Regions from separate parts of the Homo sapiens genome. Here region 1 is linked to region 2. A link is an interaction called in ENCODE POLR2A ChIA-PET data of the cell type or tissue named here. Cell type or tissue: GM12878. All regions are shown on one strand. Links, peaks and the distances in the headings refer to the core of each region. The heading gives the core; the rest is flanking DNA. Region 1 has its middle 13 kb from the start of SNORA69. Region 2 has its middle 9.2 kb from the start of SEPTIN6.

Region 1 (5,376 bases), core at 251-5,250, 72 kb after region 2:
CCCGGCTAATTTTTGTATTTTTAGTAGAGATGGGGTTCCACCATGTTGGCCAGGCTGGTCTCCAACTCCTGGGCTCAAGTGATCTGCCCACCTCAGCCTCCCAAAATTCTTGGATTAGAGGTGTGAGCCACCGTGCCCGGCCTACAACATACACATTTCAGAGGGACACATATATTCATGCCTTTGCACCTCCCATCTGCCAAATCCAAGTCCTTATCTTAGTTCACTTCTTGGCAGCACTGAACAATGTTGGCTACTTCCTCCTGTTTGAAACTCTTGTCTAGTCTTCCATAACCTCCTATGGCTTTAATTGCTGGGGTTTACCAGGATGAAGTTCTGGAAGCTTTTCTCTTCACTCTACATTCTCTCCCAAAGTCCTGTTTTTTGTTGTTGTTGTTTGTTTTGTTTTGTTTTTTTTTTTTTTTTTTTGAGACAGATGCTTACTCTGTCACCCACGCTGGAGTGCAGTGGTGTGATTACAGCTCACTGCAGCCTCGACCTCCCGGGTTCAAGTGATCCTCCCACCTCAGCCTCCCGAGTAGCTGGGACTATAGGTGCATGCCACCACACCAGGCTAGCTTTTTGTATTGTTTGTAGAGACAGGGTTTCACCCTGTTGCCCAGGCTGGTCTCCAACTCCTGGGCTCAAGTGGCCCACCCTCCTCAACTTCCCAAAGTGTTAGGATTACAGGCATGAGCCACTGCACCCTCCCTGCCTCTCCCAAAGTTGTTTTTTCCCTTCCCCACTTACCCTCCCTCACTCTGCTCCAGCCACTCAGTCCTCCTTGCTGATCCTTCGAACAGCCATGTTCTTCTCAACCCTGGGGTTCCTGCATGCTGTTCACTCTCCAGAAACACTTTCCCCTCTCCCTTGCTCCTGACTTCACCTGACCCACTCATCCTTCATTCACCCACTCATCCTTCATTTCAGGTGTCAGATTAAATGTTACCTCCTTGGGGATGTCTTCCCTGCTGCTCAGGCTATGTTAACACTCTACCCATTACACTCACTCATGAGGCCCCGGGCATCTTTTCTTTTTTCCTTGAGATGGAGTCTTGCTCTGTCGCTCAGGCTGGAGTGCAATGGCGCAATCTCGGCTCACTGCAACCTCCGCCTCCCGGGTTCAAGCAGTTCTCCTGCCTCAGCCTCCCGAGTAGCTGGGATTAAAGGCGCCTGCCACCCCGCCCGGCTAATTTTTTTGTATTTTTAGTAGAGACGGGGTTTCACCATGCTGGCCAGGCTGGTCTCGAACTCCCAACCTCAGGTGATCTGCCTGTCTCAGCCTCCCAAAGTACTAGGATTCTGTAATCCCACAGATTACAGAATCAAGGCGGGTGGATCACTTGAGCCCAGGAGTTCTCAATCAGCATGGGCAACATGGCAAAACCCCATCTCTACAAAATAGAAAACAATTAGCTGGGCATGGTGGCACATGCCTATAGTCCCAGCCACCTGGGAGGCTGAGATGGGAGGATCACCTGAGCCTGGGAAGTCGAGGCTGCAGTGAGCCATGATCGCGCCACTGCACTACAGCCTGGGTGACAGAGTGAGACTCTGTCTCAAAAAAAAAAAAAAAAGCATCAACGTTAGCATGTGGACTGCTGCTGAGAACCCACTGATTCGGGATGGAGAGGAGTAGGCTAGGATTAGAGGGACTGGTAAGAGGCTATGGTCTGTAGAGTCAGATGGACAGATAAGAGAGATTTCATGGAATCAACAAGACTTGTGATTGACTGAATGTAGGGGAGGAGGAAGACAGAGGTGGCAAGGGTGATGCTCAGGTTTCTGACTTGAGCAACAGGGTGGATGGTGGTGTCATTTACTGAGAGGAAGGGCCATGAGAAGAATAGGTTTTTTTGGTGGGTAGGGGAAGGGGATCAAAACTTGTTTTGGATACATTAAGTTTGAGATTGGCTATATGACATCGAGGTGAAGAGATCCAATAGACAGTTGGATACGTGGATAAGCAAATCAAGAGAGAACTGGAGGTAGCTGTGGGGTTACTGGAGGGTTTTTTTCTTTTCTTTTTTTTTTTTTGAGACAGAGTCTCGCACTGTCACCCAGGCTGGAGTGCAGTGGCGTGATCTCGGCTCACTGCAACCTCCCCCTCCCGGGTTCAAGCGATTCTCCTGCCTCAGCCTCCCGAGTAGCTGGGATTACAGGCGCCTACCACCATGCCCAGCTAATTTTTGTATTTTTAGTAGAGACGGGGTTTCACCATGTTGGCCAGGCTGGTCTCAAACTCCTGACCTCGTGATTTGCCTGCCTCGGCCTCCCAAAGTGCTGGGATTATAGGCATGAGTCACCGTGCCCGGCCAGGAGAGGGGTTTTATTTTGGCTTGGGAGGCACAGCTTGTTTGTGTAATGACACAAAGGACTCAAAAGAAAAGGAGAAGTAGGAAGACAGAGGAGTCAACACGAATAGTCAATGGATCAAAGCTCCCAAGAGGTGGGAAGGGATAAGGCAGAGCATAGGACTAGGAATTTGTCTCACAGAGGAGGAGACTCTGGAGTCAGACAGTCTGATTAGAGCTTAGTTCTACCACCTTCTAGCTGTGAGACCCTGGGTAAGTCACTCACTCTCCCTGAGTCTTACTTTCCTTGACTATAATACAATGGAATTGGCCAGGACTGGTGGCTCATGCCTGTAATCCCAGCACTTTGGGAAGCCAAGGCGGGTGGATCACAAGGTCAGGAGTTCAAGACCAGCCTGGCCAAGATGGTGAAACCCCGTCTCTACTAAAAATACAAAAATTAGCCAGGCATGGTGGCAGGTGCCTGTAATCCCAGCTACTCGGGAGGCTGAGGCAGAGAATTGCTTGAACCCAGGAGGCAGAGGTTACAGTGAGCCGAGATCGCACCACTGCACTCCAGCCTGGGTGACAGAGTGAGACTCCGTCTCAAGGGGGAAAAAAAAGGAATTATGAGTACCTGCCTCATAAATTTGGGCTGATCATTAAAGGAGATAATGCATGTAATATGCTTACCATTGTGTCTTGCACATAGGAACATTGCATAAATGGTAGCTGTTATTATTATAACAGGAGTGCAGGAGGAAAAAGAGGGCGCACATACAGGTGAGTTCACAGGTTTGGTTGCAGGAAGTTAAACACATTCTGTTTTTTCTTTTCTTTTTCTTTCTTTCCTTTCCTTTTTTTTTTCTTTTTTTTTTTTTGAGACAGAGTATTGCTCTGTCACCCAGGCTGCAGTGCAGTGGCAGGATCTTAGCTCACTGCAACCTCCGCTTCCTAGGTTCAAGTGATTCTCTTGCCTCAGCCTCCTGAATAGCTGGGATTACGGGCATGTGCCACCAAGCCCAGCTAATTTTTGTGTTTTTAGTAGAGACGGGGTTTCACCATATTGGCCAGGCTGGTCTTGAACTCCTGACCTCAGGTGATCTGCCTGCCTCAGCCTCCCAAAGTGCTGGGATTACTGGCATGATCCACCACGCCCAGCCTACTAACCTCGATGATTTCTTAAACCCAAACCTGATAGGCCACTGTCTACTTTTGAACTCTTTAATGTTTCTCTTGGCCTCAGGATAGAATTGAAGCTCTCACTTAAGACTTAGAGGCTCCTCGTGATCTGGCGTCTGCTTACCTCTCCAGCCTCATTCCTATTCACTACTTCCTGTTCGCATCCTCTTTCTTCACCCACGAATACATCCCCTTTCTACACTCCTGCCATGCAGTAACTTTCAGTTCCCGATCTCCCAGCTTTCTCTTGACTGGGCCTTTTCACAGTCTGTTTCCTCTGCATAGGACATGAACGTTCCACCCGGCAGCCTCAGCCGCAAAACCTAGCTCCTCGTGGGCCTCCAGGGCTCAGTTTGCTCTTCCTCAGTCCCTCCCGTGTTCGGTACAGGTTCCCAAGACCCTAGTGCCTTCCTTGCCGCAGCACTCTGCACTAGGAGCTGTGTCGGCACTGTCATCTGCCTCCATGTAGGCTGGGAGTCCAAGAAGATGTGGGCCTGTGGTTGTGGTTCACTGCTGCAGCTCAGCACCCAGCACAGATACAACACTATGTATCTGCCTCATAGTCTGAAACGGGTGTTTGAGAATGAACAAGTGGGAGTTGGAGGCAGCTGACCTTGAATTTAGATCCACAGGCTTTCTGATTTAACTAATAGTTGTGTTTTTTGTATTCATTTGCCTTCAGTTCCCATGCCCTTCTTCCTTTGGAGAGCCCCGTGGAAACAATTTTTCTTTTTTCTTTCATTTTTTGAAACAGAGTTTCACTTTGTCACCAGGCTGGAGTGCGGTGGCGCGATCTCAGCTTACTGCAACCTCTATTTCCTGGGTTGAAGCGATTCTCCTGCCTCAGCCTCCCAAGTAGCTGGGATTACAGGTGCCTGCCACCATGCCTGGCTAAGTTTTATAATTTTAGCAGAGATGGGGTTTCACCATGTTGACCAGGCTGGTCTCCAACTCCTGACCTCAAGCGATCCACCCGCCTCAGTCTCCCAAAGTGCTGGGATTACAGGCCTGAGCCACCATGCCCGGCCTGGAAACAGTTTTTCTAATGAACACCATGTTAGATGTACATTAGACAGTTACAAATGTGGCATTATAGGTTCATGATTTTAGAGGTTAGCGATCAAGTCCAATTTCCTCATTTCAAATGGAAGAAAACAGGTCCCCAAAGCTGTGGTGGCTTGTTAGTGGCAGGCTAGTTGTAGCTGTAAAACTGGGACTAAGCCTCAGATTTCTTGATACCAGTGCTCTTTCTCCTTTCCCATACCATGCTGTGATGGATTAAAGATGACCATAAGTCCTTTGATACTCTTCCCATTGAGAGGTGGCCTCTATCACACTTTCCCTTGAATCTGGATGGGTTCTGGAACTGCTTAGACCAAAAAAATACAGGAAAAGGGATAACCCAGTCTGGGTGGGACCAGCTACGTAATTTGTGGAGCCCAAACTGAAAATGTGAGACCCCTTTTAAGAAATTAAGAATTTCAAGAAAGACTGGGCGTGGTGGCTCACGCTTGTAATCCCAGCACTTTGGGAGGCCGAGGCCGGTGGATCACTTGAGGTCAGGAGTTTGAGACCAGTCTGGCCAACATGTTGAAACCCTGTCTCTACTAAAAGTACACAAAATTAGCCGGACATGGTGGTATGCATCTGTAATCCCGGCTACTCGGGAGGCTGAGGCAGGAGAATCGCTTGAACCCAGGAGGTGGAGGTTGCAGTGAGCCGAGATCACGCCATAGCTCTCCAGCCTGGGCAACACAACAAGGCTCCATCTCAGAAAAAAAAAAAAAAGGGATTTCAAGATAGCAAAATCAGAGCATCAAGCTAAGCACAGAGCCCTGTGCAACTGCACGACCACCCCCAGGAAGCTGGTCCCGGTGCCAGTTTTAGGGCCCAGGTCTTA
Region 2 (5,376 bases), core at 232-5,231:
TAGTGAGGAGTCACTGAAGAGTTTTGAGCAGGAGAGTGACTTGAACATATTTGCAATTTTTTTTTTTCTTGAGATGGAGTCTTGCTCTCTCACCCAGGCTGCAGTGCAGTTGCACGATCTCTACTCATTGCAACTTCTGCCTCCTGGGTTCAAGCAATTCTCCTGCCTCAGCCTCCCGAGTAGCTGGGACTACAGGCTTGTGCCATCAGGTCCAGCTAATTTTTGTATTTTTAGTAGAGATGGGGTTTCACCAAGTTGGTCAGGCTGGTCTCGAACTTCTGACCTCAGGTGATCCACCCGCCTTGGCCTCCCAAAGTGTTGGGATTACAGGTGTGAGCCACCATGCCTAGCCCATATTTGCAATTTTGAAAGGTCACTCTCTCTCCAGCTTGGGAAAAAGATTGGAACAGAAGGCGATTAAAGCAGTTAGGGGCCAGGTGCAGTGGCTCATGCCTATAATCCCAGCACTTTGGGAGGCTGAGGCAGGCGGATCACTTGAGCTCAGACGTTCAAGGCTGCAGTGAGCTATGATTGCACCACTGCACTGCCTGGGTAACAGAGTGAGACCTCAACTCTAAAAAAGAAAAATATGCAAGACTTGGGAGTGAGGACACTGCTGTAGCAGTTCAAGCAAGAAATGCTGGTGACAGCGACATGAGAGTGGAGTGGCATGGAAGGAATAGACTCAGCATTACAAGGGGCCACCCATTAAAGGTCTTGTGTGCCATTCTATGGATGCTGAAGTTTCAATGTGTAGGGAATAAAAGAGCCTTTGAATTCCTGTTTCTTAATGGGTGGTACCCAACCAGCTGCATCAGAATCACCTATAGTGTTCCTAACAGATGCAGGGCCCTAGAGCCCACCTCAGATCTGCTGAATCAGAATCTCTGTATGAGAGAAAGAATGTGGATTTGTACCAAGCACTCCAGGCGGCTCTGAGGCACATCAAAGTTGGAGAACTACTGCGTGAATGGTTATTGAGCAGTGGCATGACAGAGTGAGATCTATGTTTATGCAGATCACTTGAGTCACCACATGAAGAACTGATTGAATGAAGGTAAGACTAGAGGCAGGAAGCCGGGCGCGGTGGCTCACACCTGTAATCCCAGCACTTTGGGAGGCCAAGGCAGGTGGATCACGAGGTCAAGAGATCGAGACCATCCTGGCCAACACAGTGAAACCCCGTCTCTATTAAAAATACAAAAAAATTAGCCAGGCATGGTGGCACGCGCTGGTAATCCCAGCTACTTGGGAGGCTGAGGCAAGAGACTCGCTTGAACCTGGGAGTTGGAGGTTGCAGTGAGCCAAAAAAAAAAAAAAAAGACTAGAGGGAGACTAGTTAGCAGGGTACTGTAATAGTCCTCAGCTAGGCAAGACCTGGAACTCAAGAGAAGGCTGGGCTTCCCACCCACATCATGACATACTAGTTATCCTTATACCCTGGTTTATACACACTGATTTAGACAAACGATATAATTTTGTATTCCCCCAAACAACTGTTGTTTGCTCAGCAGTATTCCCAGAGCCATAGAGTACGATCTTGTAGAAAGTATTGAGCACCTGCCATATCTAGGACCCTCCACTAGGCACTGTAGTATGTATAAAGAAATATAAAGTCTAGGCCAGTGCGGTGGTTCACGCCTGTAATCCCAGCACTTTGGGAGGCTGAGGCGGGCGGATCACATGAGGTCAGGAGTTTGAGACCAGCCTGGCCAACATGGTAAAACCCCGTCTCTACTAAAAATACAAAAATTTCCTGGGCGTGGTGGTGCATGCCTATAATCTCAGCTACTCGGGAGGCTGAGGCAGGAGAATCACTTGAACCTGGCAGGGACAGAGGTTGCAGTGAGCCGAGATGTTGCCACTGCATTCCAGCCTGGGAGACAGAGCGAGACTCCATCTCAAAAAAAAAAAAAAGAAAAGAAATATAAAGTCTAGTTTCTCATGCAACACTCCCATGTAACAAACCTACACGTGTACCCCCGAACCTAAAAAAGGAATGGTGGGGTATATCCAGAAAAAATATAGTTTTGTTCTGAAAGAGCTTGGTGTCTAACTGGGGAGACTACACACACACACACACACACACACACATACACACAAAGTCAAATAGCAAATACCAAATACGTCATAAGGCAGTATCCAAGGTGTAGTACAGACAATAAATACCAATGTTCTACTTCCCGGTGGTCTTTACATGGGTGTTTGCTTTATCAATATTGATTCTGCTGTATTTTATGCTTTAGGAACTCTTCTGGATGTATGTTATATTTCACAAGAAAAAAAAGTTTACAAAGACACCGAGTTCTGCAAGTTGAGTGATACTGATCAACAACCCATAGATATGGTAGAGAATTGAGAGAAACAAGGTCTGTACCCAGTGGCCTCACAGTTCTCCACAGACAAGTCACAAAGACTGTGAGAGGATTGAAATAAGACACAGAAAAATAAGAGACAGATAGAAAAAGATGGTAATGAGCCAGGCGTGGTGGCTCACGCCTGTAATCCCAGCACTTTAGGAGGCCAAAGCGGGTGGATCATGAGGTCAGGAGATTGAGATCATCCTGGCTAACATGGTGAAACCCCGTCTCTACTAAAAATACAAAAAATTAGCCGGGCATGGTGGCACACGCCTGTAGTCCCAGCTACTCGGGAAGCTGAGGCAGGAGAATCGCTTGAACCCGGGAGGCAGAGGTTGCAGTGAGCCGAGATCACACCATTGCACTCCAGCCTGGGCAACAGAGCAAGAGTCTGTCAGAAAAAAAAAAAAAAAAGGCCAGGCACAGTGGCTCATGCCTGTAATTCCAGCACTTTGTGAGGCCAAGGCGGGCGGATCACTAGGTCAAGAGATCAAGACCATTCTGGCCAACATGGTGAAACCGTGTCTCTACTAAAAGTACAAAAATTAGCTGGGCGTGGTGGCGCTCGCCTGTAGTCCCAGCTACTCGGGAGGCTGAGGCAGGAGAATTGCTTGAACCTGGGAGGTGGAGGTTGCAGTGAGTCGAGATCACGTAACTGCACTCCAGCCTGGTGACAGAGCAAGACTCCGTCTCAAAAAAAAAAAAAAAAGAAAGAAAGAAAGAAAAAGATGATAATGACACCTTGGTGAGATATTGGCTTCACCATCACCACCATTACTCATTGATCAAGATGAGATATCCATTTTATATCAAGCTCTCAATACTTTGCATTTATGTACTGATTTCTTTTTGTACCCATACACTGTGTACACAGATACATGTGCACACCCATGCACACACACACGCACATCTCATTCCAAAACAGATTTTATGGGTACATCAGGATCAAAACAGAGAATTCAAATATGCTATTTCTAGTGGGTTGATATAATTGCTATGATTCAGCTTTGTATTACACTGGAGTCTCCAGAGAAACAGAATATATGTATATTAATTTTATATACTTATTATATTAACATATATGATATTTATTATAAAGAATTGGCCCACATGATTATGGAGTCTGAGAAGCCCGACAATTTACCATCTGCAACCTGGAGACCAGGAAAGTCAGGGGCACAAAATTCCAGTTCGAATCCAAAGGCCTGAGAACCAGAAGATCTGATGGTGTAAGTGCCAGCCCAAGAGTCCAAAGAGGCCGGGCATGGTGGCTCACGCCTGTAATCCCAGCACTTTGGGAGTCCAAGGCGGGTGGATCACATGAGGCCAGGAGTTCGAGACCAGCCTGGCCAACATGGTGAAACCCCATCTCTACTAAAAATACAAAAATTAGCCGGGAGTGATGGCAGGGGCCTGTAATCCCAGCTACCTGGGAGGCTGAGGCAGGAGAATCACTTGAACCCAGGAGGCAGAGGTTGTAGTGGGCTGAGATCATGCCACTGCACTCCAGCCTGGGCCACAGAGTGAGATTCTGTCTTTAAAAAAACAAAAAAGATCCAAGGACAGGAGAAGAGAAATGCCTCAGATCAACAGTTAGGGAAAGAAAGGCAACTCAATCTTCCACTGCATTTTTTTAAGAGACGGGATCTTACTCTGTCCCCAAGGCTGGAGTGCAGTGGCACAATCATAGCTCACTGACTGCAGCCTCAAAATCCTGGGCTCATAAGCTCAAGAATTCCTTCTGCCTTGGGCTCCCAAGTAGCTGGAACTGCAGGCACTTGCCACCATGCCCAGCTAATTTTTTTTATTTTTAGTAGCGACAGGGTCTCACTTTGTTGTGCAGGCTGATCTTGAACCCCTGGTCTGAAACAATCCTCCTGCCTCAGCCTCCCAAAGCACTGGGATTGCAGGCATAAGTCATTGGGCCCAGCTTCATCTGTTTTTTCCTTCTATTCAGGCCCTCAACAGATTAGATGATGCCCACATTGGGGAAGGCCATCTGCTTTACTCAATCTACCAGTTCAAATGCTAATCTCTTCCAGAAACATGTTCACAGACACATCCTATTTCTGGGAATCCCTTGGCCCAGTCAAGTTGACATATAAAATTAACCATCGCAAGCTTTAAATATGATTTTTAGCTTTCTGGAAGGCATAGCAAAAGGAAAAATACTAGCTTGCATAGTTTTATGTATTTCCTATACACAAAGGTCACTATGTGATTCATTAATCCCACAAATATTTATTGAGTACCTACCGTGTGTCAAGTCCTAGACTAAGTGCTGGAGATTAACAGTGAGCAAAAGCAGACTTGGTCCCTGACTTCATGGAGCTTACAGTCTAATAGGGAAGACAGATAGCAAACAATATCACACACATTAATGAAAAAATAAAACTGCAATAAGAGCACCTAGGAGATACTCATGGTGCCCTGAGAGCCTATAATGGTGGTGGGGTGGGATGGGGACAGATTTGACTTAGTCTAGCAGTCTAGTATGTCCATCTATGAGGCTTCATGGAGGAAGTGACGTTTGAATTCAGATCAGAAGATTAAATGGGTGTGAGCAAGGTAAAGGGAGGATGGGAGTAGGAAGAGCATTCCAAGCAAAGGAAAGAGCATGTATGAAAACTCTATGCAAGAAACAGAGGGTGGGAGTGGTGACACACACCTGTAATCCTAGCACTTTGGGAGGCCAAGGCAGGAGGATTGCTTGGGGCCAGGAGTTTGAGACCAGCCTGAGCAACATAGTGAGACCTCATCTCTAAAAAAAAAAAAAAAAAAAAAGGTTAAAAAATTAGCCAGGCATAGTAGCACATACCTGTAGTCCCAGCTACTTGGGAGGCTGAAGTGGAAGGATTGCTTGAGTCTGGAGGTGGAGGCTGCAGTGAGCTGTGATTGCACCATTGCACTCTGGCCTGGGCGACAGAGCGAAACCCTATCTCAAAAAAAAAAAAAAAGAAAGAAAGAGAGAAAGAAACAAAAAGAAAAGAAAGCTGATGTGGCTGAAGTGCACAGG

What was found. ChIA-PET counts read pairs that join two places held together with the same protein. Peaks named below come from ENCODE experiments on the same cell type or tissue, not always from the same donor. Only the 100,000 strongest peaks of a DNase experiment are listed, where the experiment ranks them.
Region 1: POLR2A ChIA-PET joins it to region 2 with 5 read pairs; 11 of 35 experiments call an interaction of 5 or more read pairs at or near these places.

The regions. Positions count from the first base shown.
Region 1 is chrX:119,772,036-119,777,411 of GRCh38, forward strand. No RefSeq gene overlaps it. Among named protein-coding and RNA genes, the nearest start is that of SNORA69, 13 kb to the right of the region's middle. In GM12878, for the core only: no CTCF peak of the experiment used is centred there; no DNase peak of the experiment used is centred there; H3K27ac peaks cover 933 bases.
Region 2 is chrX:119,699,700-119,705,075 of GRCh38, forward strand. No RefSeq gene overlaps it. Among named protein-coding and RNA genes, the nearest start is that of SEPTIN6, 9.2 kb to the left of the region's middle. In GM12878, for the core only: no CTCF peak of the experiment used is centred there; no DNase peak of the experiment used is centred there.